Linked DNA regions of Mus musculus: region 2 is linked to region 1. A link is a loop called in an ENCODE intact Hi-C map of the cell type or tissue named here. Cell type or tissue: gastrocnemius. All regions are shown on one strand. Each heading gives the region's core, and the rest is flanking DNA. Links, peaks and the distances in the headings are about the cores only.

Evidence for each region. Peaks named below come from ENCODE experiments on the same cell type or tissue, not always from the same donor. Only the 100,000 strongest peaks of a DNase experiment are listed, where the experiment ranks them.
Region 2: it touches region 1 in a loop (2.5-fold over the local background); 2 of 42 quality-filtered maps call a loop at or near these places.

Annotation. Positions count from the first base shown.
Region 1 is chr15:62,286,840-62,302,248 of GRCm38, forward strand. No RefSeq gene overlaps it. Among named protein-coding and RNA genes, the nearest start is that of Pvt1, 260 kb to the left of the region's middle. In gastrocnemius, for the core only: no CTCF peak of the experiment used is centred there; a DNase peak (open chromatin) is centred at 8,622; H3K4me3 peaks cover 792 bases; H3K27ac peaks cover 1,432 bases.
Region 2 is chr15:62,795,144-62,810,552 of GRCm38, forward strand. No RefSeq gene overlaps it. Among named protein-coding and RNA genes, the nearest start is that of Gm22521, 9.6 kb to the left of the region's middle. In gastrocnemius, for the core only: a CTCF peak has its summit at 7,842 (motif pointing left); a DNase peak (open chromatin) is centred at 7,839; H3K27ac peaks cover 1,493 bases.

The sequences.
Region 1 (15,409 bases), core at 5,070-13,069:
AGCCACATACCTTACTCAACAGCGATGGCTGCAAATACTTTTGTCTGCTTATATGTAAAGCAAGCTACTTAGGAGACAGTGAAAATGACATTAGACATAATACAGAGGCAGAGTCTGTGTGCAACTGTGTCTTGAATGCTTAGATGAGATGTTTTCGTTTCTGTATGCTAGGATCTACAAAATGCATCCCGTTGCTTGAGCCCACTTGTTACGAGGACCTATTCACAGTAGTCACTCAGCTGTATCAAAAGGTCATGAAAAACATCCTGTGGAAAGGCTTTTTTTTTTTTTTTTTTTTTTTTTTTTTCTGGGCAGAGGATCTAGAGTATTTATGAGTCACTTGAAGGCTCTGTTTCCCTCTAGAGATGAGACATTCTAATTCTCCCATCTGTTGAGTTTGACTTACCACTTTCCCCAGAGGAGTCTTGGAGGCAAGGAGAAATCATGCTGACTAAATGGTGGTTGAAATTTGTAGGGTGACTGTTCAGTTTAGCAGAGAATAACTAGAAGGCACACTGTATCACCGCATTTGAAAAATCATTAAAAATGTTCCTGCTTCACATTCCTGTGGCTCCTTAAACTCAACCCTCCAGAGGACCTTCCTCCCTCCCCCTGCCAGCTAAAGCTGTGTCATTCTGAGCTGTGGCTATTGGTCATTTCCTGTCTCATCCATCCAAATGCTTGTTTTATTATGACTGCCATGAGAATGGGCTCTGAGCTAGGGACTGGGTTTCACAGCCATTGGCGGATGTGTTTCCTCCAATGTGGGAGCAGAGGGAAAGAATGCGGGATTCGCCTTCAGGAACCTGCATGCAGTCACCAGCTCTCTGCTAGCACTTGTGCTCATGGGTGTACTACTCAAGCATGTCTCTTTCAAACTGTATTTCTTTTTTGAGTACTTAGAATATATTAGTCCTCTGCTAGATATTGGGAACTGGAAGTACACAAAAATACAATAAAAATAGATCCTCCTATTTTTAGAATTCTGCTCTGATGGGAGACATAAAGTACACTAATAAAATTAGTACAGATGTATGTTGGTAAAATGTATGCTTTGCATGTGCTAATTTAGAGAAGGAAGCATGGGGTTTTGCATAGTATAGTTTTCTATATTAGACAACTATAATGACATGAAATCAGCTTTAAAATAAGCCTTTCTCCACTCCTTTCTTTCCCTTTCCCTCTCTCCCTTTCTCTGATCATCAAGTTCTGTCAATGTATCTGGTAGTGTTGATGTTTATTTTTTTAAAAAATTAAGATCTTTTTTTTTTACTTCATTTAAAGTGTCTGAGATTTTGGCCTTCAAGTATGTACGTGAATTCCTTGCTCATGCCGATGGGTGGTTGTCAGCCACCCTCTGAGTGCTGGGAACTGATCATGGATCCTCTTCCGGAGCAGGAAACAGACTTAACTCTTGAGCTGTGTCTCTAGCTCCCTTGATATGTATTTTGCTAAATAGTAATGGAGACATTCATGCTTGCTTCTGCTTACTAGCATGATAACTTTTGTATTCATTCATCTTTTCTCAGTTTGTATCTTAGTATCAAGTACGTGTCTTATATGAAGGATACAGTCATTCCTTGGGTGCCCTTTGCTTGGAATCTTTAGTGGGTTCAGAGAATGTAATTGTTGGTTTGGTTAGATTCGGGTTAGCCATATGGCTCCATGCTCTGCCATTCATCTCAGGCACTCACTTTCTGTGTTCTCATTTGTCAGGAACTTTTCAGCATTTAATATCTTACTCCGCCTCGTGCTTATATTTCTTTGGTGGTTTTCTAGTGATTATTTTCTAGGAATTATAGTTTGCTTCTTTGAGTTAATGTTGAACGAGGAAACCTGTTTTTATTCCACTTTCAGTTTTGAAAGAAGAGACTTGGTTCATGATTTGGCTTTTCCCTTCCTTTATCTTCCTGTCTCCCTCTGTCTTTCTTTCTTTTTTTTTTAATTTTTAATTTTATTTATTTTTGTTTTTGTGCCCCTTTCTCTATTCTTCATATGTTGAATCTAAGACCTAGTACATGTTAGTCAAGCAGTCTATCACCAAATTACATCACACGCTTGATAATTTTTGTATTATAGATCTTTTTCTTCTTTCTTCTTCTTTCTCCTCCTTCTTCTTCTTCTCCTCCTTTTCCTCCTTCTCCCCCCTCCTCTTTTTTTTTTAGTGGTACTTTCAAGTACTGTCCCAGTATTTTCTGATTCTCATAGTTTTAGATGTGACATCAGCCATCAGTTTTATCTGTGGGCTCCTTCGTAGCATGTACACTTTGACCTCTCTTGGAGCATTTGTCTAAGTCAGACACATTGCACCACATAGATTTGCAAGATGGGGAGATTTAGCATTTCATTTGGGCTCTTACAGTCAGTCTGAATTTCTTAAACTTTTTGTATGTGATGTTTATTCCCAGTCTTTCATCTATGTAAACTAATAAAGTCTCTTTTAACCAAAGCCAGTTTGAACTGTTTTTTTTTTATTGCAACCCAAAGGACCCTGATTAAAAACTAATAATTTGTCCTGCTCAGCTCCTGTGTAGTCATCACTACCACTGACCCTTGCCATGCCCCACAAATGTGAGACCCCAAGTAGCACAAAATACTTCTAGTCCCCAGTACAAGTTAGCCTAAGGGAACTGAAGGGACTTCTTGCTTACTCTCAACCCACTCACCTGGTTCATGTCTAGATTTCATATCTTGGTTCATCTCTATCCACAGTTGGCATTGTGACCCACACCAGATCAACACTGTAAACTCCTTCTCACTATTCTTTTATTCTCTGCTCTCTCTTAGAGCTCTTCCAGGCTCTGGGTTCTCTTCGGTCCCCTGCCTGTGGTCTTAGGGAATCATATGCTTTCTGGAAAGAAGCTACAACTTCCTGAATTGAGTTGTAGTCTTCTGGCTGACTCTTCTTGTCTATGATAATAGGTCTTTTTTCCTGTTTCTAAATGCTCTCCTCCTGCCTCTTTCTCTCTTTCTCAGTTGAGAAGGGCTAAGACATCTTTTAAAAGTATTTTAGAAGCATAGCAGACAGGTAGAGAGGAAGCATCCTGCATCTGGAATAGATATTTCTGATAGAAGTTTGTGGGAAACAAATTCTTTATTTACATCAACATTCTGAAAATTCTGTCATCAAAAACTTACATTAATCTTGTCTCCATCTTTATGACATTTCCACCGAGATATTTTCTTTGTGTTGAAAACAAAAAAACATAAACACTATGCATATCCCACAACAAGCTGATTCAATCTCCCCTTCATATATACATAATTTAAAATATCTTCTCTCCATCTCATTTCACAGTGTTTTTCTTAGTCTTCTTTCATATTTCCTGGATGTGACTATGTATCACTGTGTCTATTTCTCTTCACCCATCTACCTGTCTGCCTTTCTGTAGCATGGTATTGAAAACTTTCAGCCTTATGGCCTCTACTCCTGATGGTCTTCTCCATGTGTACACAGATCTTCTTATATCTGGTTTCCTGGGCGCTTCCTGGTATGTCAGATACTCTCCACCTCAGTGGCTCCTACATGGGATGCTATTCTTCTTTGTGATTTGATGGGGTTGTAATTGCTTTCTCTTTCATTTGTGCGTCTGCTTAGATAAAATATCCTTCAAATATCCTACTTGACTATCCACTAACACACCCAAAGACATAACAAAGCTCCCTTTATTTTCTCCTAAGCACCTGCATTTAACCCTTGACAGTGTATTACATATTCATTGTATATTGCTTTTCTCTCCAACTAAATGAAGAACTTAACAACAGAAGAGTCCTTAGTAATCCACGCACTATCTGGATCAGTTGTTTTACCAACACTTGTTGATTGAACTAAACTCTACTGGGGAATGAAACTCATTATGAGAAAGGCACACATAAAGGACAGACTAATTGGAGCATCAGGTAAGTGATTGGAACAGATCCCTACTAAGAATAAGACTTTGGGATCAAAAGTGATTCTCTCTCTAAAAATTAGCTTGTCTACCAGGCTTTCAGCTACTCAGCTTTTACAAATGACCACGTGCTAAGAGGTAAAGTATGTTGCATGTTCTTTCTCCACCCTTCATGCACCTGGGCTTCGCTTGCATGCCGGCACCATGCCACACATCAACACTTCTTTGGGAGAAGACTGCCACAGATAGTTTCAATTTTGCTTTGTCCCCGGTTAACAATAGTGGCTGGGAAAGAAAGGCCTCTGTTTTCTAATGTCTGACTATCTATTCAGAGAAAGGTTCTGCATGTCTTGGAGGCAAATGGCCACAACTGGAATGGTCATTACTACAAGGCTATTCATTTTTTTAGAATGGCTGCTCTTGTCCATTCCTGACACTGAAGCTTAAGATGAGCAGCCCTGACTGAAATCTTATCACAACTATTAGAATGTTTAGTGGTGGTTTCTCTAAGGAATAAAACAGAACTTGTGTGTGTCTTCTGCCTCACTGCCCATATGTGGTCTCAAGGCATAGTTTTGAATGGGGAAGTTAGTGTGTATGTTCATGTTCTTGTATGTATGGGTGCCTTGTGCATATACACGTACACATAAACTTTCGTGCACATATACAGGAAGGTTAGAAACATGTATTATGCTCCCATCTACCTTAAAAAGAAAAAAAAAAGACATGGTCTTTTTCTCTTACTTTGAACTCTCCCAGGAGGGTGACCTTGGCCAGTAAGCCCCAAGGATCTACCTGACTTTCCCACCTCTAGTCTTGAGAATGGAAATGGGTGCTACTCTACTCAGCCTTTTGATTTGGGTTTGGGGCACCTTACCTATTGAGCCATTCCCTCCTTCACACTTTTGCTGAAGCAAAAGGGCCAAATATGTTAACATGGCCAGCGGCAAGGCTGGATCCACAATAATTCAGAGCTGTGGATGAAGGGTGTTCCTGGAAGAGCTGGCTAGCTTTCTGGCTCTGTCCACTCCTCAGCACTGTCTTTTAGATGACTGTTCGAGTGGGCTCTCAGCAAAGAGCAAGCTATTTTCCATCTTCCTGGTGATACTTTCTTTTCCTGGAATGATTTCTTCCTTCCCATTCGTCTTAACACACACAGAAGGGCTTTATTCTAGGTGCTTTCTAAGTACCTTTCAAAGTCTTTCTTGATGGGTCTCCTCCTGAATAGTCATAGCCTCTAATTTATTCAGATTGTTGTATGTGCATGCCTTCCTAGGTTAAAATGTTAAGCATAAGGGCTTATTTTCATTTGATTAATTTTGTATTCTCTCTTGTACATGAAATTTCCTTTCACCTAGAAGGTACAATTAATATTTGCTGGCTGACTTTAATTGAACCAAGTTGAGCATGCCATTCTACCTAACACCTACGGTTCTAATCACTCAGCTAGATTTATTTATTTATTTATTTATTTATTTATTTATGCCATTGTGTGTTGTTGACTGGCTTCTCACACATGTCCAAGTAGCACTTGCATCACTATTGCCTAGCACGGGACTTCACAGTGCAGGGCTACCAAATGACATTTTGTGAACGGATAAATATTGGTGGTGTGCTCGCTACTATTGTGTACTGCAATTATGACAGAGAGCGGGACGGCCTCAGCTTTGCCTGCATTGAGATGCTAGTCTGATTTCAGAGTCAGATCATAAAACGTGCAGGGATGGAATTGCATACTGAAAGCTGAGATGCAAGACAGAAGCTTCCAGAGAATGTGATAGATTAAGAAATGGTGTCTCAATACTTGTTTGTGAGATGTGTGGCACTGAGAAATGGCCGATTTTCATCTTGATGTAATTATCTCTTCTCCAACTTTCTGAATGGGCCACCGAGAGCTAAGATCCGTTATGTACTTGTCTAGGTTTCTACAACACTGTTCCCTGACCCCTTTGTCTCTGCCTTTGATAGATTGTAATGGTGTGTTCTATTTGTAGTCTGCTTTGGCACAGAAAACAGGTGGTATCTTCCTTGATGTGTGTGTCCTATGTCTGGCACACTACTTGAGAAATGGCTGTTGAATAAAAGGATAGACCAAAGAGAAGCCTCTGTCTTGGAGGGGTGAAAGGCTTATCTGAGTAGGGCACAGTGGTGGCTGACTTAGGGCCCGGGTAATGTTCTCTGAGAGTTTGTGGAATGTGGCTCCTTGTTACAGGAATTAAAATACTTGGGGTAGTGATGAAGGCTGCCGTAGTAGTGTTATGGGAAGTAAGACAATCTCTTGGCTTCAAAGAGAGGAACATGTGACCTTCAGGGCTTGACCAGAGGAGGATAGACCTTGACTGACAACGTAGGGTAAGGCATGCAGTTATGATTCACCAGAAATTCCATCTTCCTCCCAGTTCCCAGAAGCCAGGGCCATGGCCTTGTCTGGGGCCTGTCTTATTTTGAAGGAGTGTATGTTGTAGCACTTGGGTTTGGTTTTCCAAAACTACAGAGCCAGATGCTTTTTTCACTAAAAGAAATTGTCTGAGTCCATGAGTGAACTATTCTCTGAGTGGGGTGAGATGCCATCATTAAACATTGAAAGGGTATATGGAGTTAACAGGTGCCCTTGGACACTGTTGGGGTGCTTCATGCAGGTGTAGAGAAGACAGAGAGTAGTGAGGTGCTCCTACAAACATCACCAATGTTGTAGCTAGAGATTATTATATGAACGGCAGCTTACATTCATTACAGTATAAGCATGTGCCTGGCACCACACCAAGCATGAAGTGGCCATTGACATTTGTTCAACAAAACTATGCAAGGAAACAGAGATCATGGTTATTCCCATTTTGCAGATAGATAACCGAGGCACAGGATTACTCTGAGCATTATTCTGTGATAAGCCATGGAGTCCTGTCAGTCCATGCCTCAAGGCAACACGATGCAGGAGCTATGTGATTTTCATTGGCATAAGGCTAGCTAATGTGATATTTCTGTCATGTAGACTGCCTATGGAACACCAGAGGAATCATTTGTCCAGGGTGGCCAGTGATGGGAGTTGGGCCTAGATTCAACATCTGTTAGATCTTGGAAGCTTGCTGAATTATTATGCATTAATGGCCCAAATCTGGTCTACCAGATGTGTCTTGGGACACATAAGGAGTCTGGGGAGGTGTGGTGAGACTATCTGAAGCTTAGGGTCCAGTCTTTTTTCATGGAAAGAGCCTTGCTCTTTCCTTTCATGCATGCTGTGTGCAGGGACTTTTCCTGAGTCGTGTTAAGATTTGGCCACTGCACTAAGATATAGGGATCATCACCCTCACTCTGCAGAACAGAAAAATGAGTCCTAGCAAGGCTGGTCACCTGCAAACCTAAGCCTAAGTCATGAGGTAGATTTGAGTCTGTGTCACCCTAGGTCTTCAGTGTGGATTCTTCTATAAGACATCCTTTAGGGTTCTTAGGGCTGTGTACGTCAATCCCATTTTGTCTGCCATTTTTTTGGGGAAAACCAACAGAAGATGAAGTTAGAGCCAGAAAGGTGATGCTGTAGTGATAATGAAAACATCAGTCACATTAAGCATTTTTTTTTTAGGGGTGGAGGTGGGGTCAGGACCACCACTGACAACATTTTGTGCAGGACTAGCTTCATGCAGAGGATATACCCATACTGATTTTCATACTATTACTCCTCCTCCTCCTCCTCCTCCTCCTCCTCCTCCTCCTCCTCCTCCTCCTCCTCCTCCTCCTCCTCCTCCTCCTCCTCCTCCTCTTCTTCTTCTTCTTCTTCTTCTTCTTCTTCTTCTTCTTCTTCTTCTTCTTCTTCTTCTGGTTCAGGTTGCTACTGCATCCCTTCAACTGAGAGACCTCTTCAGAACTTTTCATAATCTTTTGATGGGAAACTGGGACATCCAGACATCAGGAGTATTTTCAACGCCCTCCGGTTGTGTTGGTAACACCTGCTCATGCATCATACTTCTTCACTGCTTCAGATCCTTACATTTTCTCCTCTTTTTTTTCCTGTCCCAGGACCTTTGTTCTCCATCTCTCCATCTTTGCTAACAACCCTTACCCCCAACTACTGGCCCCACATGGCAGCTTCCTGCTGACTCTTCAGTCCTTCACCTCAGAGTTTTCTACCCAAAGAAACCTTGATAGGACTCCTGTTTGCTTTCCTCTTCTATAGAGTCCTCAAAGAACCTAATCTATTTTTAGTTCTATCTTAGTTTGCCTACTCAGTGCCTAGTTTCTCTCTCGAGCTGTGTACTTTACAAGGAGAATAGTGGTTCCACAATCAGTCACAGTTTGGCCCTGTGTCAGGTTCTCAGAAAGTGAATATCAACATTAGATGGGAGGATTCAGCACTAAGCAAAGTATGGGAAAAAGAAAGCCCAGGAGTGAAGAAACGATTATTATCCTTTGGGGGACTTTGGGAACGAGGATATATATAAGGCAGGGTTTGGGAGACAAAGACAGCAATGTCTGCAGGCACAACTCTGAAGACCTGTGTACTTTCTAGCTTAGCCATTCCTGCAGTCACAGGTTCCCGTGCTGCTGCTGGGGCTGGAATGAAATCTCTGGGGATCTTAACCTTGCTTGCTGGGTGCAGTTGCCATGGAGGCTGCAGCCCAGCTGGAGCTTTTCGGAGCTGGCAGGTGGATCAGCCTGCAGCATTTTTTTTTTTCTTGCCTGGACCCTGGCAGCTCTCAGAGTTTCAAAGCTGGAACACGCTGACCAGAACACCATGACCTTTGGCACAATTTCCTCCTGTCTTCTCTTCTGCTCCCAAAGCAAGGGGGAGGAGCCCAGCTTCTTTGCTCTGGCTCTCGCTCCCTGCAGGACAGGTTTGTTTTAGGTGCAGGGAGGAGAGGAAAGGAAGAAAGAAGGGCACCCAGGTGGCTGTGCTGTGAGCAGCAGGGGTGCCAGATGGCTTTCTACCCTACTTGGAACTTGAGTCTTTGGTAAAGTGTGTCAGCCCATTCGATTTTTCTCACTTCAAACTCTGACTCTGTAGCCTGCTATAGGCGTAGCTGCCTGGACCCTGGCGAACTCAGATTAGGGTAACCTTCTGCCTTGCATCCTTGCCATCCAGCCTTTACAGTGCCACCTCCTTATGGATGAGCTGGATTTAAGTGGCAGTTATTAAGGACTTGCTGAGCCTTCGCTATTTCATCTTCAAATGGGGATAATAGAAAGTTTCTAGCACCATTTAGAAAATTAGAGTTAGTATGCACAACAGGCCTGGCATAGGCCGCAGGAATCAATAAATGACAGTTGACATCATTATTATACACCTCGTCTCATTTATCTTCATAGATTGATATCACTGCTTTAAAAATAATTTTTAAATTACACTTATTTGTGTGTGCATGCATGGTGTGTGTGTGTGTGTGTGTGTGTGTGTGTGTGTGTACCTGTACAATATGCCATGGCATAGTTGTGAAGATTAGAGTACAACTTGTAGAAGTTGGTTCTTTCCTTCCACCCTGTGGGTCCTGAGGATCAAACTCAATTTGTCAAGTCTGAGGGTTAGTGGCTTTATCTCCTTGGATGTATTTTGTGGGTGTAATATTATTAATTCTTAGCTGGGGAATATAGGTCTAGGAGACCCTATGGCCTCTATTTTCAAAGCTCAGAATAAAAAAATAAACATTCCTCCATTTCCAAGCTCTTTCTCTATGTGAACTTATAAACACCTTTCACTTTGTTTAATATTAAATTCCTCCTACCTGGTGTTTATTGCTCATCCTCTATGTAACTGACACAGGGCCAAGCTATGATGATCTAGCTATGAAAACATCACTGAACTCACCCTCATAGAGTGCATAGAGGTAGTGAAATTGTAATCATGAAGGAACTAAGGTAGAACTAAAAACCAGAATGGGTACTAGGAGGGAACAGAACAGTGGTAGGAATCATGCCTGTTCCACTCCATCTTGGACTCTTTTTATTTTTTCTGTCTCCCACTTTTGCCTTGGCTTACTTCCCTAAGAAATGGAAGTCCAATATAGTTTATGCAATTGGCTTCTAGAGTAAGTTTTGGGTTCTCCCAATGTCTATGAAATAACATAGAGTAGAAAGCACTGCCCGCATCTGTAGAGGATCTTACAAGGTGTTCTTATGTTAGTCATCTGTTTTTGAATTCATAGTCTCCCTCTGTAGCTGAGGATGTCTGCAGTTTCATAGGAGGGGTTTATTCCCTGTGAGTTTAGGCCTTATTAGGATATGTCTTATTTGAGTGGTGGGCAAATTTCTGGGCAATGTGCTTATGAGGCTGGCTTTACTCTCCACTCTACAATTTATGAGCTCATTCTGCGCGTCTCTCTTTGTCTATAAAATGAGGATAATTACAACAGTATGATAACAATTTGTAAAATCTGCTCATCACAGTGCCTAGCATATGGGAGAATTTGATCAATAATATATGGTAGTATTGGGCTCGAAATACCCATTTTCTGATGTTGGCTTTCCTTCTTTTTGGTACGGAACCTGAATAAATTTGTCTTACAGATATCACTAGAGAATACCAACAAAACCCCTTATCTCTTGGGTACTGGGTAGGGGTGCAATGTCTTAGGATAGATAAACAGAAGCAACAGGGCCCAAGGGGTGGTTTCAGGACCAAGGACAGTATCCAGCTTGCTCCCTTGCCCTACTATGCTTCTCTGAGTAGGACAGCCTCTATCTCCACACCTTCAACAAGCTCCTTAGCTCTCTGCACCTGTCCACAACCCTTCCTCCCATGTGCTTTTCTTCCTCTCATATGTTAAAGACTTCGATCGCAGCAAGAAGTATGGAAGATACGGAGTCCCCCTATGCCATTATCACTCAGCTCTAGCAGGCACTGACATTCTACAATTATTTCTGCACTTGACTTTTCTTAAATGAAACAGAGCCATGGGTCCCTGTCTATCACCTTTCTTCCCAGAAGTGACCTCAGGTCTTGCTTCTTTCATCACCTCCAGTCCCCCCTCATCCACTCAAGTCCTCCACACTTAAAAGAAGCAGACAGTGCTAATCTCCTGCAGTTCACACTGACCTTCCCTGTAGAGAAGAGTGGCATCCAGCTTTGGAGGGATTTCTGTCATTTATTATTCATGACTTTAATCTTGTATCAATCAGTACCCAGTTTGAGGTGACACTTCCACTTGCTGGATGTGCAAAATCAAGCTCAACTTGGTTTTGGCCTCTGAGAGCTCCCAGAACACACAAGGCAAGGCAGCAATCTAAATTATCAATATGAATGTTTGTATTTATCGGCCTTCTTTGTATATGTCTGTGTGTATATTGCATGTGTATATTCAAGCATGTGCATGTGTGCATATAAGTGTGTGTGTGCACATTTATGTGCATGCTTGTGAAAGTTTTGGTTACCACTGAGTTAGCTACATTGTTTCTCACCTTATTGTTTGAGTTAATGTCTTTCAGTGAAACTAGACCTCATTGATGATCTAGGCTAGCTGGCTAGAAATCCCCATTTCCATCTTCTTTGTGCTAGAATTATAAATATGTGCCACCATGCTTTTTTTTTTTTAATGTGTGGGTTCTGAGGATATGAATGAGATTTCCATGCTTGCATGACAGATACTTGATTAATTAAGAGCTCTCCATAATTCCATCTGACTCATTCTTCAGACCCCAAATGAGTTGATATGTGGACCAAACTTTCCAGCGCCCAGCACTGCTGCTCCTTAGAGAGAATTAATTTATAATTATGCATATTGTACTAGGTCTCAGGTTTACAAGGAATCAAGGATGTTTTGGCCCTGTCCTCAGGAGCCCATGATCTATATGGGAGGACAGCTTTAGTAGTTGACATAGTGATATAAGATATCAGTGCCTACTGACAGCCTGGGACTGCTACTCTAACAGGAGATGGAGTTACATTCTCTTTGACTCTTGTCCTTTCATCACAACACTCCAAATTACAGAGACAGTCTTTTCTCATGCCTCTGCCCTGTTGTACCTTTGAGTGACTTTGTTTTCCTCAAATCTGACATTCTTGTCCTACCTCTCTGCCTATTGCTGTCATCCTTCAGTCAGTGACTCAAACCATACACTTGACTTTCTTTTCTTTCATTGCATATTGAGCAAATTCAACTTCAGGACCATATCCAAGGAAGTACCATTACACAGCTCTCCTAATCACTTCCTTCCACTGCCTCCAAACACAGGAGGATGTGCCTTCAGGTACACACTGTGCAGAATTCCGGTACCAAGAATCTGTCTTCTGTGCACTGTTTGGGACTTTAATATGCTACTATACTATAGTAATGTTACTATAATATGCTAAATTGGTTCCCCCACTTTCATTATATGTGTGTGTATGCATCTGAATAAAAAAGCTTTATAATTTTTATCCTTTGAAGTCTCATGTTTCATTTTATGCATTTAAAATCACTCCTCTGAGAAAGGTGTGAGAGATATTTCTGGTCTTCCATGATAGCTATGTCACGTGAAAGGTCAAAATCCCGTAAACCAGGCTCTGGTTGGGAGAGCCAAGTATGACCTGAGGGGTTCATACCAGGAACAAGTCAGACAAAAACAAAAACAAAAACAATAAAAGCTAAGTAAAGGGAAATTTATGGAGACTAATGTTTGTCATATCTGGAGATATTATCTACCTGTTTTTCCTTAATTCTGCTTGAAGAGAATAACATGATTATCCGTTTCATATATAAGAAATATAAACATATTCATAGACTTGGATACACCTGCCACACCAAGCAATTGGTAGACAGGGTCTCATTTTAGTTTCTGAAGGGCATTGCTTACTAGAGAACTCAAGGATAGTTCTAGTGATGTGAATATCTACCAGCCATAGTATATAGAACAAGACTGTACTCTTGCCTTAAATACTTTTATACTTCATAGATAATGCATATATTGGGATCCACTCTGGCTTTAGTTGAATATTCTTTTTTTTTTTAATTAAGATTATTCTTGAATCCTACATTAGATATCTACATAAAATACCAGGCAATTTGTCTGATAATATAAAGACACTTTAAAAATATTTTTTTTATTTATTTATTTACTTACTTACTTATTTATTCTGATGAAGAAAGTTCTGATGATCTGCTGTCTACATTGTGGCATGGCAGGCTCCTTTCTTTCTTTCTTTCTTTCTTTCTTTCTTTCTTTCTTTCTTTTTAAATTAAAAAAAATTATTTATATTTCAAGTGTTATCCCCTAACTCGGTTGGTTTCCCCCCTTCCAGAAACTCCCTATCCCATCCTCCCACCCCCTGCTTCTATGAGGGTGTTCCTTCACCCAACTACCCACTCCTGCCTCCCCGCCCTTGATTCCCCTACACTGAGGCATCTATGGAGTCTTCATAGGACCAAGGACCTCTCCTCCCATTGATGACTGACAAAGCTATCCTCTGCTGCATATACAGCTAGAGCCATGTGTACTCCTTGGTTGGTGGCTTAGTCCCTGGGAGCTCTGGGGGGTCTGGTTGGTTGGTATTGTTGTTCTTCCTATGGGGTTGCAAACCCCTTCAGCTCCTTCAGTCCTTTCTCTAAATCCTTTATTGAGGACCCCACACTCAGTGCAATGTTTGGCTGTGAGCATCCACCTCTGTATTTGTAAGGCTTTGGCAGGGCCTCCCAGGAGACAGCTATATCCAGATCCTTTCCGCAATCATTTCTTAGCATCCACAACAGTGTGGGAGTTTGGTGACTGTATATGGGATGGATCCCCAGGTTGGGCAGCCTCTAGATGGCCTTTCCTTCAGTTTCTGCTCTATACTTTGTCTCCATATTTCCTCCCATGAGTATTTTGTTCCCCTTTGTTCTCAAAGCACCCACACTTTGCTTTTTCTTCTTCTTGAGCTTTATGTGGTCTATGAATTGTATCTTGGGTATTTAGAGCTTTTGGGCTAATATCCACTTATCAGTGAATGCATACTATGTGTGTTCTTTTGTGGTGGGGTTACCTCTCTCATGTGGCAATTTTCATGCAACTTCATACAGGGGATTTTGATTTCTGTAATGATTTGAGTTGTCTTTGTACACTAAATGAAAGTCTCCAGCTCTGTGGACCTCTGTTTTGCTATGCCTAGACTCTACTGTACAGACAACTCTTAAAATAACTCTTTGTTCCCTGGCTACTTTCAATTTTCTTTCCAAGGAGCAGGATATATACAACAGCCTTTCTCTCTGTTTCCCTTCTCTCTTCTCTATCTCCTTTCTCTCCTCTGCTTCCTTCCTTATATATCATATATCTATCAGCTAGCTAGCTATCCATCTATCTACCCATCCCTACCTACCTACCTATCTATCCATCTATCTATCTATCTACTCATCCCTACCTATCTATCTATCTATCTATCTATCTATCTATCTATCTATCTATCATCTATCTATCTCAATCTCTACAAGTATTTCTGCCACTTAGTCAAGAGATTTCAGATGCAGATCTTTCCATTCCTCCACATCCCTTTTCTCTAAGTTCCTTCTATCCATGGTAGAAGCCAGAAGGAGGATCTTGGAAGGGGGATTTCTAGTGGGCATCAATGAATCATGAACAAATCACTGTTCAGACAGGCTGGGTCAGATCCTTCTGGCCATCTGATCATCTAATGAGTCACCCAGACAGATAATATGTCAGTGCCTCTCCTCTTCTTGGCTCCAGATATCACAATAGCTCCCTCCATCTGGGTCCATTGCAGGGAACTAACTCAACGCTACAAGAAAGTTAAACCAGTGAGGAAAGGGGGAAGACCTACTGTTGGGTAACTGAGTTGGAGTTTAATGTTGCAAGGCACATTTAAAAGAGAAGCCTCTTCTGTATTATCTTGCAACCACTGAATCCTGGTCTTGTGAATTAGGCCTTCTCCATAGCTGTCAGGGCTCTGTTCTCCATTTGAATGTTTTCAGTGTTAAGGTCTGGCTTTGTGACAATGAACAGTGCAGAATAGATTTGGGCTGCTGCATACAGGGCCAAAATGGTAACAGTTTGTGAGCAGCAAGCACCTACCATGCTAAGCACCCATTAGGCATAATATCCGTTAATTCTTGGGTAGGTGGTGCTCACTCTGAGATTCATAGTTGTGAAACTGAGGCTTAAGGCATTGCATGTTCTTATGGGTAGGAAAATCACCACCCAAGTGCAGAGGAAGGTGACTATAATTGATTGTCTAAGTGCGAACGTTTGGGAATCAAGTGGGAAAACTGTTCAAAATTGTGTCAGGTAATAGATAGAAAGGCAGGATATTCCAGTAAACCAGAGATAGATAACTGTTTAACAGGAATGTTTGGGGCTTTTGATGCCAAGTGGTTTTCTGTTTATACATTGTTTCTCAAGACAGCAACAGAAGCAAAGTCAGTTCCTCTACTGTAGCTTGGTTTTCTCCCCTTCTCATTTCATCTAGAAATTATTAGAATTATTAGAATAACTATTAGAATAATTTTTAGAGTTGAGCAAGATAAATGTCACGGTGTCAGATCATTATACATGAGGTTGGGATATCTTGGATATAAAGAGAAATGAGAAAAAGGTAAACTGTGGCAACATCTGCCAGGATCGTTTTC
Region 2 (15,409 bases), core at 3,518-11,517, 510 kb after region 1:
CAACAACTTCCATCCTCCCTGAAATTATCACTACCAAATGCTTCATCATTGAGGATGGAAGCCCCTTGAGTCCTTCCTGAACCCATGTGTGACTATTGATGGGCTAGGCTCATTTTCATGACTTAGTACAGAATTATGCAACTGCTGTGGACTTAACACTTGTAATGACTGTCTTTCCCAGAAGATGGTATTTTGCAGCCGTTCTCTCAAAACCTGCATCTCATATTCTTTTCACTACTTCACAATATTCTCCAAGCCTCAAAGGGAATGCACACTCACCTACCACTCATCTCCAGGATCCTGTGCTGCTACCAGTGTCTGCATTTACTGTCATTCACAAGACATAGATCCATTTATAATTAAGGCAGAGAGTAGCGTTCTCCTACAGGTATTAACATGAATATTTAAAAGATACCTTGATACTTTGCCAATGTGGGTAATTAGGTTCAGTTCTGAAATAGTGTCTTATGGCCTCATCTCATGTTGTTTTTGAAAATAGATTTACAATACCAGGTAGATATTCTAAGGGATGCAACACAAACTCATCAAGTAGTAGTTGGTTATCCCAATAACAATATTGCCAACTCTGAACAAGTATGCATATTTTGTCTGGTGAGATCGTCCTTTAGTTCATAGAATTAATAGCTGTGTATGACATTTGATGCTTTTTTTTTCTCCACCAGAAGCCTCCCTAGTGTCTCTTGGAACCATGAAAGGTAGTCCAGGGAAGAGGTTCCGGCTCAGATTGATTTCTTTATATTATGCAATCAATGTGTAGATGGTATTGTCAACAATAGGGTCTTCTTATCTGGTTCAGAGCAAAGATAAATGAAATGGAAGAGAAAGAAGATGGAGTGAAAATGTTTAAAGAGGGAGATGGGTTAGAGGGGGGAGCAATAATCTGAATAAGGGAAGTTTGAAAAAAACATATTCCAAATGGCTCTTGCAATTTATTAGAGTGTACTTTACAAACTTTATTATTAAAAGACACACAAATAAGAAAAATCACACACTGAAGTTAACTAGTCTGTACTTCTCCATGAGCTTTTCATACAGCTAGAACAGTCATTCTGAAGTGGTGGAACGTCACTTGAGATTTTACATCCTCACTACCACATATATTTTCTGTACTTACCCATCATTCAAAATGAAAAAAAAATTATAACTAGAAATCACTTAAATTTATATAGTCCTTCCCAATTCGTTTCAAGACTATTACATGCATTAGGATTTTCCTCAGCCCTCATATGTAGCCTTTCTTATCCTCTTTCTTTCTTTTTTCTTTTTTTATTGGATATTTTCTTTATTTGCATTTCAAATGTAATCCCCTTTCTTGGTTCCCCCTCCCGAAAGCTCCCTATTTCACCCCCTCCTCCCGCTTCTATGAGGGTGTTCCTCCACCCACCCACCCATTTCCCCACCCTCGATTCCCCTATACTGGGACATCTATTAAGCCTTCATAGGACCAAGGACCTCTCCTCCTATTGATGCCTGACAAGGCCATCCTCTGCTCCATATACACTGCACACTCGCAACAAGTTCTCAAACTTGGAGACCCACTACTAATTTCAATATTGGATGCCACAAGGTACTGTTAGTTTTAAGATGTCCAGGGTTCCTGAAATACATTAGTGTGTTTATTTATAGCTCTCCTCTGTATAGGTACGTCTCACTTTCTTCCAGTTTTATTATTTCCTCTATTCATTCTAAATTTTTCTCACGTTCACAGATTCACAGGCAGCTCTTTGTCTCCTTGTTTGGTCTTTGGAATTTGCAGCTTGACTTCAAGCAAGGGCACGTGTAACTGCATTCTTATATTCAGACATGTAAATACATATCTTTGTAAAATTGAAAATAAAGTTATGTAATTTCTTCTCCTTGACACTGGGATAGAGAGAATAAGCCTATATGCTATTGTCAGACAACAAACACGACACTACAGAGTTTGCAAATTCTTCAGTCTTATTTAAAAAGTTAAAAGCTTTTGGAGCAAAGTATTTAAAACATAGAGTTTCCCAATGATCTTTTTGGATCTATTTGCATTCTTCTATATGCAGCCATCCAGTTAGACCAGCAACATTTGTGCAAGATGCTTTCTTTTTCCTATTGTACACTTTCGCCTTCTTGGTCAAAGATCAGGTATCTGTAGGAATCTTCAATTGATTACATTAATCAACCTGTTTGTTTCTATAAAAATACCATGCAGTTTTTATTACTATTGCTCTGTATTACAGCTTGAATTCAAGGATGATAATACCTCCAGTTCTTCGATTGTACATCATTTTAGCTATCCTGGGATTTTTTTTTTTTCATATAAAGTTGAGAATTGCTCCTTCAAAGTCTGTAAAAAAATATGTTGGAATTTTGATGAGAACTGCATTGAATCTGCAGATTGCTTTTAGTAAAAAGGCCATTTTTACTATGTTAATCCCACCGATCCATTAGCATTGGAGATCCTTCCATCTTTTGATATTTTCATCACTATCTTTCTTCAGACACTTGACGTTCTTGGCATACAGGCCTTTTACTTGCTTGGTTAGAGTTACACAAAGATATTTTACATTATTTGTGGCTATTCTGAAGTGTGTTGTTTCCCTAAATTCTTTCTGAGCACATTAAAAGTTTGTATAAAGGAGGGCAGCTGATTTTTTTTAACTTAATTTTATATCCAGTCACTTGCTTATTGTGTAAAGGTTTCAGGGTCATTTATGTGTTCTATCATATAATTTGTGACTAGCAATATTTGACTTCTTCCTTCCCAATTTATATTGTCTTGATCTCCTTTAGTTGTCTGATTGCTCTAGCAAGGACACTTGCTCAACTATGTTCATAACAGCTTCATTTGTAATAGCCAGAAACTGGAAAGAACCCAACTTGAGACCTATTCAGTGAACAAGAACCAATTCCTGACATTCTTAATGATACTCCGTTATGCTCTCTGATGGTAGTCTAACATAACTGTTCTCTGAGAGGCTCTTTCCAGCAGCTGATTGAAACAGATGAAAAGATCCACAATAGATGGAACTCAGGGAGTTTGTGGAAGAGTTGCGGGGAGAATTGAGGGACCCTAAGTGGATAGGGACTCCACAGAAAGATCAACAAGGTTAAATAACCTGGACCCTTGGTTTCCTTTATAAAGTATAAATAACTATATAATACATAAATATATATAAAATATAAATAAAATATGAAATTTGTTAACTTGACATAACCTAGAGTCATCTGAGAGAAAAGCTTCCATTTATGCATTTTCTAGGCCTAGAATATGGTCTGTGAGCATATTTATATATAGTTATCTTGCTTATTAATTGGTTTATAAAGACTCAGTCACTGTGGACAGCAGCATCTCTACTCAGGTAGTCCTGGGACATGTAAGAAATCTAGCTAAATATTAGCCTGTTAATAAGTGAGTTAGAAAGCAAGACAGGTCTTTTTTCCTTGAGTTCCTACTTTGACTTCCTTCAATGGTGGAATATAACCAGGGTAAAACAAGTAGGGAATATAGATAATAATATTAGTGTTGGTGTTTATTGACATATATGTATAAATAGATATACATATACATGTATGTATGTGTATATAAGCCCTAGGGAAGTTTTATTTGCAGGCAATATAATATAAAATGTAATGGATTAAAATTTATAGTTGAGAAATAACACCTAAAAATAGATTCCTCGAGGGCTGGGGTCTACTATTACAGTGATTTTTGTTTGCCAAACTTATCCAGAGCCAGTCCTAAGGAGAGGTTTACAAAAAACTTTTGCCAGCAGTCCTGCTGTCCAGGCGACTCACCAAACCCCACTCTCAAGGGAGGTTCTGTAGTCATGATTCTTGGCCAAAGGAGAATTAAAAAAAAAAAAAAAGACTTTCATTTTCCCAAGTTGTATTATATATCACATTTTCAAGTTCAAATCGTCTTGAATTCCTTCTTCTTGTACTTTCCTTGACTCGTATGGAATGTCACATCACTCTGTGTTTCTTCCATCTTGATCTTGACCATAGCCATCTATCTGTAGTTTTAATGTGGACTAGAACTAATTACTCTAGTTTTGGTTTGCTCATTTCTAATATTGGCAATGACCTTTGTGTAATTGCTCCTCAACTCATGTTCCAAGAGCTTTATTTCATCTCTCTTCGCTAGTACCTATGATGTGTCATAGCCAGCCTATCTCTTAGCCCTTCTCAGACAAGAAACTCCTTTTTTCTTTTTTCTTGGATATTTTCTTTATTTACATTTTGAATGTTATCTCTGGCCCCCTGAAGCCCCCTATCCCATCCCCTTGCCCTGCTTCTATGAGGGTGTTCCCCACCCATCCACCCACTCCTGCCTCCCTGTCCTAAGAAGCTCTTTACAAACCGTAACACTCTTTACAAATTGTAAAATGACAAGGATCTACCACTCACATTGAATAGATCAAAAAAGAACTTGTCTGTAGATTATATAGTTTGGCTCTGGAGGAAGTTTGCTGTTTAATTTCCAAGATAAAAGATACACTCTTTCAATGTTAAGTTTTAGTATGGATTCCTTTGTACAAATTTGAATTTAAGATGTTCAATACCACTCAAAATTAAGGAAAGGATGAAATTTTCCACTAAAAGTTAAGAACTTGTTCTGTTCTAGTTTGTTTGACTTTCTTTTACTGACCACTGAATATAAAGAAAACATAAAGACCATTTTGCATGTCTTTAAATCTCAGTAAGCAAACATGTCTGTAACAAGGGAATTAGATGTAAGCTAGAATACTAATTCAAGTTGGACGTTTATTCCTGATCATTTCATTATTATTATTTAGGAGGTTTTCTTCTCAAGTGATACTAAAAGTTTCAAGTCCCCATTTATGTGAAAGCAGTGTGGGTGTGCAGGAAATTGACAGACATGAAAGATGATGTGTTTTGGAGGCAGGACCTGTTGTCCCGGCCTTCTCAGCATTAAGAACCTAAAGACTTAGGGCAACTTGCTGAATCTAGAGGTCTTTAAGAATTTTCTTTTTATTCTTCTTTTCTCTCCTCATTGATTATTTCTCTCTGCTCTAGAGTATATATTCATATAACCTTTATTGAGTTTAATTACCCAAACTTAAAAGCAAAAGTTATAAGCAATAGTAATGTTAAGGTGTGCTGTGATTCCTCCCCATCCCCTTTCCTTTCTCCATTTCCCTTCCTTTCTCAAAGAAATAAAGATGCAATTAAGCACAAACACAGAGACTGGGGAAAACCCATTTCTAAAGCTTGTAGTGGTAGAAAGCTGTGGGCTAAATTAAGCTGCATTGAAAAGAATAGGGAGTGACAGAAAACATTACACATATTGCAAAAATTACTCACTAAGTTAACTGGTGTTATATTCAATTAAAGCATGTAATTATATTCCATGATATTTTACAGGAGAGCAGGTCTAAGCAGGAATACATGTAACTCTGGTGCCAGTCTAGAGTTAATTGGTAAATCTTCCCAGAGCTAAAACCTTGACTGAATCCCCAGCGCTTTCAACTGCTACAGGTCTCTTTCACTTAGCCTTATTCAAGTGATTTCTCAAATTTTTGGAAAGAAACAAAAAGAAATAATATGTTGATAATGTCAACTGGCATTAAATACATACACATAGCAAACATTGCTATAGGCATCTTATATGTATGCTCACTCTCTCTTCTTCTTCTTCCTCTTTTTCCCTCCCCCTCTGTCCTCAGCAGCCTGCACAGCATCTTCTGGCACTATGTAAGCTGACCAACAGGAAAACAGTTTCATGGTCATTCAAGGTTTATTTCTCTAGGTACTGCATCTGAAATATATCGTGTATTCAACCAAAGGTTTTGCAATCTAGTTATGCTAGGCAATGACATTAGCCTGCCTTGCTTTTGAATGCCTGGTGCTGAGACTGTCATTTAGCAACTCATGTATTCTGGGGCAGCATTGCTCACCAAAGCAAGACACTTTCTCTCTAGTTAAACAAATTGGATCCTGGTTAAGTGAAGTAAATTGTCTTACTAATGTGAAAGATACAGTTCTAAAATTATACTTTGACTTGTATACTCCACATTCACACATCTATACCACTGTCAGTGGGTGTATTTGCAGGAGAAGAAACAACCAGTTTATAGGTGCCTATAATGATGGAATGTCCCAGAATCACAGTTCAGCTTTAAATTGTGGAGTGTATGGTATATCATGGGAAAAACCTGGATGAATTATAGAAGATATCAATCAAATCTATATTAGAACCTTAAAGATAAATTTGAAAATGTGTTATTTCCTTCTGATCAGAGAGTTCAAAGAGATACACTTATGTTTTACCCGGGATTGTCTCTGTCCTTCCTCCCGATGAGAAACACAAGCCTTGGTCATTGCCATGTGACAGGCTTCTACACATGCTGATTATTAATGAACTATCTGCTTTCACTGAGTAAGTTAGTATAAGTAGCATTGGATTCAGGAGTTCAGTGCCTATAGATGTGAACTCACATTAGAACTAGGGGACCCAGAACAGACTGACCATTTCCCTCTAGTGTGGAGACTTTTAGGACTCTGTGTAATCTTCTCAATTTATTTCAAAGTTGGTGTTTTAAAGATATTTCCAGGATTATCCCATCACGGTTATTTGGATTGCTTTTGGCTGTTTTACAAATCCACAAAGGTGCTTGTGGTAGGAACTTTTCTCAAAGCTCTCACAATGAGAAATCGCTGGTACAGCCTCCATCCTCTACCCCATTGTGAGTATGGGAAGTTATTCAAAGGCTTTTAGGTTGGCTGTATGCCAAGAGAGGATGACTGTTACCTGTAATCAGATTCTTCAAGCTCATTTCAATCCCCCCTAAGGACCCTACAAATTGTCTTTCCAGGCAAATTTAGGAATGATTGTCTGGAGCCATTCTAAAAATCTTGCTAATTTACTGATCCACTCCTGTCCTGTTTAGTTTATTGTTTATTATTTTTATTAATAGCACTTAAATTCACCTTGAAACGCTGAAACTGAAGAATTTCCTTGCATCAGGTGAGTGAGTCTGTTGTTTTATCTGTGACAGATTGTCTTGGTTAATAATCAGAATGAGAAAATCCAGTACAGTGAATGGCACTATCCTTAGGCAGATGAGGAAGCCAGAGACTTAACCAGTAAGTAGTACTCCTCTATGGCTTCAGTTTCTACCCTGACTTTACTCAATTATGGACTATACCCTGGAAGTATAAATCAAACAAATATTTTCACCCACCCACTAAGTTTGTTTTTCTTAGACTGTCTTGTTACAGAAGGAGAAAAAACAAGCTTGCACAAGCTCCTAAACTTTTCTCAGAAACGTAAAGGTATCATTGGACGTAAAGACAATTTCCAATGAGCTTTTCAACCCTTTGATTATCATGAATCATTGACAAATTGAACAAAAAGAGCCAAGTGTGCTTTATATGTAAACAAAATATTGGAAGAGTGGATTATTACAGCTCTCTTAAAATAGAGTTTCCTGGAAGAGTTCTGTGGAACATATGTATATTTATCTCAACTCTCATTTGAAATCTGAACTCCCACATGATGTCAGTTTGCTTAGGTCATTTAAACTCTCAAGGCCTGTGCATGAGCATTTTTAGAGTGAGGGGCAGTTGAGGAGACCTCTGGTAAGTTCTGTGTTAGCTACAACATTCAGTGATTCTAGTCTTTTGGTATTAAAGACCATTTCTTTGGATTTTGTTTTTCTTTTACTGAAAGTTCCACCTTACCCTGCAAAGCTCCTCAGCCAGAATAGACTAGATTTAAATTTGTAGGCTTATAATATTTCAGAGTTCAAAGGCACTGTCAGGTCACAGAGCTCAACTCTATGGTGATACATAATACCTTCTCCAACACCTCCACCAAGTGGCCAAGCAGTCTGTATTCCACAGGTAGGAGCATGCCTGTTGGTACTCACCACATCCATTCTATGCCAAACAGCATTTGCTCTAAACCTCCCTATGACTTTGAGGTTCTTTCTCCAGTTTTTCCCAAAGCAGGTGTCTCTCTTGTTTCACAAGGACACCTAAATTCTACCTTTATGCTCAATTTACTGTTTTTTTTTTTTCTTTTTAAACAAAGCATTTCTTCAGTCATTTGAAAATGATCAATCCAAACCCTTAGCTCTAGAAAAGGTAACTCGGCTCTTTGGATCTTTGGAGCATCCTTGTTCTGAGAGTGTCCCTAGTTCTGATCACTGTCTTCGTAATTTGGCACAGATTACCAACTTCCATTTGACTGCCTCTCAGTAATCAGTTAAGTATCCAAGTAATTTGGGATGGCAAAATTTCAAAGCTGGCTTTCATCAAAAACAAAAGAATCTGATAGGAAACTGGTACAGAAGCTGACGAAAATATAGAACCGAAGCGATGCTAGGAACAGAACAGTCATTTCTGTTGGGTATCTTGAGCCCCAACTTCAGTGCATTGCCTTCAGTAATATACTAACTCTCCCCGCCTGTGATGTTTAAGTTACCTTTAGAAGATTGACATCTAAGGAATTTAAGGTTTTTTTTTTTCATGTTGAAAAGTAGTTAATCAATACCTCAAATGGAAGAAATATTTCAGACATACTGTATAAGAAATAAAGTTATGGAAGGACTGAAGGAGCTGAAGGGGACTGCAACCCTATAGGGGGAAAAAAACAGTATCAACTAACTGGTCTCTCCAGGGACCAAGCCAAGCAAAGAGTATACATGGGTAAGTCCATGGCTCCCACTACATATGTAGGAGAGGATTGCCTTATCTGGCATCAACAGGAGCAGAGATGCTTGGTCTTCTGGAGGCCTGTTGTACCATCGAAGGAGGGTGCTAAAGAGGTGAGGCAGGATTGGGTAGGTGGGTGGGAGAGTACCCTATTAGAGGCAAAGGAAAGTGAAGATGGAATGAGATGTTTACAGAGAGGAAACTGGGAATGAGCACGTTTGAAAAATAATAATAAGTAAGTAAACTAAAAAAACACTCTCTTTCTACAAATAAATGGAAAGCATTAAAAAATCTGGCTCCCTAATTACTTTTCAAGAGAAACTACTTTTGAAATTTCTTTAGAGAGCAGATTTCCAGACTGAGACTACTAGACAGAAATACCACCGAATGGCAGAGTGTTTTCATGTCCCTCTGTAGGAGTATAGATGAGTCTTCTGTGCTTTACTCTTTTTCCTATGGTAGTTCATCCAGCTGACAAGGGTCCTTAGAAAGTGTTTGTTTTAGGCTGATGTACAATGCATATTAGGTCTAGGAGTGCTTTATAAATGAGAAGTGTGGAGCATTGTTGGTTTCTAGATAAACTGATTTTTGCACATATCTTTTGATTTGGCTGAGTCTCAACTGCTTCTCTTCTTCGAGTATATTCTCAGAATAGTTATTATTTGAAACATCTATCCCATACCACATACCACAAAGCCACATACTCCAGGAATAACCACTGTTATATATGACATGTCTATGATTTTTGAAAGCATCAGGCTGTGAGGGGAAAGCTTTTCGCTCAGTATACTTGGCAATGTGGTCAGACTTCATCATTATTGCTCCTGAAGCAGTCCATTTAAGCAAAGAGAGAGTGATGAGCCCTGAGAGACTGTCCCCAGAGCAAGGTTATGATGATCCTTAGAAGTCAGAGTAAGGGGAAGGCTAGACTTGTAAAACCTTTCTTGACTGTGAGCTCTCCTTTTATAGACAATGTAACATAGGGAGGTCCTTTCTCATTTCTAAGCATCCCTTTGGTCTCCACCACAACCCAGAATACACTGCCACCTGAATTCTCCTTCAGACTTAAATCCTCAAATGATCATTGACAGATTACATGAAATTTCTAGCCTCAGTATGTGAAACAAAAGCAAACATGTCATATAGATTAGCAACCATTGGCTCTTTACTTACAGACTCATTTGTATACCCCAGGATCCAAGGAACACTCCATTAAATGAACCTCTTAAGAAACCGTCTTTAGCTTGATGGTGATGGAATACAACTTTAATCCCAGCTCTAGGGGTGGAGAGGCAGGCAGATCTTTGTGAGTTTGAGGGCAGCCTGGTCTACAGAGTTCCAGGACAGCCAGGCCTACACAGAGAAACCCTGTCTCAACACTCCTCTTCCAAAAGATGAAAGGAAGGAAGGAAGGAAGGAAGGAAGGAAGGAAGGAAGGAAGAAAGAAAGAAAGAAAGAAAGAAAGAAAGAAAGAAAGAAAGAAACCCCATTTAGAGAGAACATAGTAGAACACATATAAACATATGATATGAAAATAAAAGAAAAGATTATAGGAGTTAAAACTTTAAGTGGATATGGGGGGGAAAGTAAAGGAAGAGGAGGGGTGGATATTAGTTTGGAAAACACTAAACAAATATGTAAAACCTCAATAGAAACCCACTTTTTATAAACTCATTAAAATATAATTTATAAAATAGGAGTTTGCACTTGCATGCACATATACTTGCAAGGGCATAATGATTACTCTAGAAGACACAACTTACTAAATTAAAAACTTAGTACCATGTCAGGGATATTTTACCATGAGTTATCAGTCAGAGAGATCCTAGAGTTCCCTCTGAATGACATAAACTATTGCCACTGCTCTTGGTTGCCAATCAGAACTAAATAGGGAGAGTATATTGCCAAAGATACAATATACTTCTGTTGTAGAACATAGAAAAGCAAGTCTGGAACTAACCTCATAACTTCCTATTAATTCGCTAATATCTGTAATGCTATGCAGGCCACTATGGGAGAAAACAAAATCAATGGTATTCCTGCTGCCAACTCTGTAATCTACAGACCTACTAGCTAAGATGTGTGTGCTGGTACAATAGTGACATGAAGGTTATAGGAGTAACATATGACATTTGGATTGGATTTGAGGCTTCCAAATGTAATGAATGAATGAATTCAGGCCTGCTACTGTAAACATTGTCAAAAGCCTATGGCTCAGAAGGTCACAGAAGAAGGATCCTACTACTCTTATTTTGCTAAACCACATGCTGTCAAATTGCCATCTAAGTATTTACATTTATACCCATAACCTATGGTTGCCTTTATCCTTGTCCAGAGATTGCTTCTCTATGTGGAGAGCAGTGGTCAAAGTAGAGACTTGCAACTGGTCAAATTGCTGAAGATAAATTTCTACTGGATGCTAAACAAGAAGAGGGACATCTGTACTGCCATTCTCAAGGCTCAAGTAAGATCGTAGGAGAGGGACAGAGAGAATATATAAAGTTAAAGGATAGGAAATAGTGTTGTAAAATGCTGTCTTTAGGACATGATGTGGACATTGTACTCATGAACTCACTGCAAATGATCAAGCCAACACAATGGGTCTACATTCTAACAGCCAGAACCCACTGAGATCAGGGGGTTAAGGAGACAGTGTGAAGTGGGGAGAAGAGAGTACTGGGAATGGATACCTTGGGGAGTTGGGAAGGAATAGTTGGGCATATCTGGGGTAAGTAGGAGAGAACAGTTAAGATGCATATGCCCAAGGTGCATCATTTCCATGCGTCAATCTGTCACAAGACAAATGAATGATATTCAATTTTAAAAAGAAACTTTCAACCAAAGAGTACCCATGGAGGGACCCATGGCTCCAGCTGCATACATAGCAAATAATGGCCTTGTTGGGCATCAATGGGAAAGGAGAGGCCCTTGGTCCTGTGAAGGCTCGATGCCCCAGTATAGGGGAATGCTAGGGAGTGGGTGGATAGGTGGGGGAACACCCTCATAGAAGCAGGAGGGAAGGGCTTGTAAAGGGAAAACTGGGAAGGGAGTTAACATTTGAAATGTAAATAAATAAAATAACCAATAAAAAATAAAGAAAAATAAAGAAACCTTTGTCAAGGCATGCACAACATGTCTCCATCATTAAACTTACCTTCCTTTGCCAAAAAGATTCATGAGATAGTGATCAGCACAGAGAGAAACACAAAGATGAGTAAGATGAATGTGTGCATGCACACACACACACACAGAGAGAGAGAGAGAGAGAGAGAGAGAGAGAGAGAGAGACAGACAGACAGACAGATAGACAGATGGACAGTCAGATAGACAGACAGACATAGTATTATATAATGTGCTGCATGATGCCCGGTACAAAGATTTTATCTATTTCCCAAGTGCACATGCACACTCACATGATCTCAATATGTAACATGTTTCTGTTCCTAGACCTAATATGTACCATCCACTAGCCTCAAAGCAAACACTTTTTAATTTCTCGTTTGGGAAAAATAAAACTAATCTAGGAGACAAAAGACAATACAGCAACATGGAGGACTCATCTATTTACAATTAGATATAGACTATGCTTTTTATTTTAGAATTAATATGCATCTCACTAATGCCCAAAATGAACTCACATTCTAAAGCTGGGTTAGGAGAAAGAGAAAGGGGAAGACCCCTGAGATCTGTGAATGACAAGGAAGAGGTGTGTTTGCACTTTTCACCAAGAAAGGCTTGAGAGAAGAATGCAAGCAATCCTTCTTGTGGAAACAGGGTAGTTCTCTGTGGTAAATCACCTGCCTGGGGCTTCCCCAGATCAAGAACACCGAGAAAGAGTTGCAAGCCCTTGACTAGAAAGACCATATTAGGGCTGAGGACCTAAAGTCCATCTGAATCTTATTGCTCTTATTGCTATTACATGCTCCTTTGAGGAGAGATTGTAAACATAATAACAATCATATTATCCCACTACCTCTTGAACAGATTATCTTTGCTGGTTGAATGTGTGTGTGTGTGTGTGTGTGTGTGTGTGTGTGTGTGTGTGTGTTTGCATGCACATTTTAGGAGAGTTTATTTACATTGGTGACTCTATTCCAGTGTATTTGACTCTTCTGTGATAAAAGAGGAACAGAAAAATGAGACTGAGAAAAGATAAGGTAAGAGTTGTCAGATCATCATTCCGGTAATTCTTTCTTCTAGACACCAGGCAAGGCAATGCACTTGGACCTAAAAACACACAGATCAGCAAAGCCTATTCTAGAGGCATCTATGGTCTAGATAGAGTAACCTAGGGCTTAGAGAGTATTATGAAAATGGTATCTATATTCTTAGGAATAAGGAAGGCACAGTGCTTAACACTGCATAGTTGCCCTATAGCAAGCAGAAACTAATCAGTATATTGCCAAAAGCCACAGGTGGCAATCCCTAGTTAGGGGATTCCCTAACTAGTTTGCTTTAGGCCATTACCTGGGTCCAGCTGGCCCAGCTGGCCCAGGTGTTGAGGTAGGGATGCACAGACATTCCTGTTAGTACTTCCTTCATGCAAATTCACATCCTCTCTTGATTAAAAAAAATCTCTATCAAATAAGTCTCTTGATAAAATTTTTTAAAGCAAATTCCTTTAAGGAAATGGATCAAGATATACTTCTAAACATATAAAAAGTGACGAAGTGACAATTTAGTAAGATATTAAAATCTTCAAACCCATGAACTTCCTGTTTTACTCTTCAAAAATGATTAAAGAAGACCGTGGTGTTGGAGACGATAATGATAGCCACCACAGTGTAGATAAAGTCAGTAAGAATAACAGGCATTGGAGGCATTCTCAGAGCTTCCTATGTCTAAGAATTTTGTATGCATTTCTGTGAGACCGTTATCCTGTTTCAGTTTTGCAGATAAAGAAATAGGACACTTGTTTGCCTCAGATCACACACATTTTCAAAAGGAGGACATGTGTTCAAATCTAAGTGTGCTTGACTGCAGAGTCTAAGTCCCTATCTGTTGTCTGCCCTGTGTGTGAAAGGAGATGCTGAGCTCTACTCCAAAGATCTCCACTACCTCATGGAGAAGTGAGGAAAGACAAGAAGGAAAATGAGGGGAAATGTCCTCTCAGAAGGGCAAAGAGGTAAAAGATTACATACTCTGTTAATGACTTCTATTAGGCGTTGCAAATCATTCCCCTACCCCACCCCAGACTCCAATAGTTTGTCCGTGTTCATGGCTTAGTCTCCTTGAAAGGTGTTTTTCAACCCATCCATATTCTCTCTAATTGGGTGTCAACTAAAATATCAGTTAGCGACTTCCATTAATAGACAATATTGCAAACTACAAAACATCTTTTCCTACTCTCTAGCTTCACACATGCAGGTGAGTTGCACTGAAGACCAAATATGAAAGAAAGAGAATCGCATTTACCCAGCTCAAGTAAAATGGGTAAATGGCTTTGCAGTCTCCCTCTGCTTGTCTGGCTCCACATGACATCTTCCTTGTGGAAAGTGCTTTATATATGTCACCCTGACCTCCATTTCCTCCCATCTACTATGAAAACTTGCTTAATGAGATTCCCGCCAAAAAGAAAGGTTATCTAGAACTTCAAAATTATTAAGAAAAGGAAGTTTGACTCGCTTGTGGAGGCTTCTCTTAAAGTACTATATATAGCAGTTGCTTTTATGTTCATAGCTACAGAGAAATACAACTTCCTGCTTTCTCTGAAAAATGGTGTTAGAGCTTGCAAGCTGGGGCTAGGCTCTAAAAAAATACTTGCATCCAGGTCATCAGCCTATGTGACTCATTAGAAGTCTGTGACTATGCAAAGCAAAAATGAATTTTTTTTTTTATCGTGGACCTTAGTCTTCACTTCAATTTTCTAATCCCAGGGAATTGTATATATTTTGTCTCTGAATTACTATTTTAATAATGTGTTAACAATAGAATTAGTCTATGACTTTCATCATCATTTCATTCAATGATTTTCCAATATGTATGACCATGTTGCCATTGTTTCTGAATAAATAGGCAAAGACAGAAGAGAACTGGTATTGAACATGGAATTAGAATCTATTTATCTTGGTCAGCTTACTTGTGTTTTTTTTTTTTAAGATTTATTTATTTTATATATGTGAGTACACTGTCAGACCACACCAGAAGAGGACATCAGAACCCATTACAGATGGTTGTGAGCCTCCACGTGGTTGCTAGGAATTGAGCTCAGGACCTCTGGAAGAGCAGTCAGTGCTCTTAACCACTAAGCCGTCTCTCCAGCTAGTCTTGCTTTTTCATCTGCACACAGGCCTTAGGAATATGCAAGTGTTGATAGCGAGACATTTATTAGTAAGGAGTCAGAGTTAATTGAACATCAACAAAATTTATTTTCTGCATTACGCTCTGAGTGTCAAATAAATATTTATTCCTACAAACATGAAAGTCACTTTTCTCATGCATTTTCTCATAATGTGTTATTTTTCATGGGTGGCAAATAAGTTGTTAAAATAACTGAACTACTTTTAAATAATATCTAAAAAAAAAAAAAAAAACCTCAGCTTTTAGTAATGCTAACTTTGAGTAATTGGATAAAGTGTGGTGTCAGACTTCATCAGTGCAAAGTCCCTTTTTCTCTGATTGTGTTCATTAAATTATCTGTTAGAAAACAATGCTGAAGTTGGAATGAACTGATAACAGGTGATTCCTAATGAGATGTGCTGACATTACTTGGGAATGCTTATGGCCAAGATGT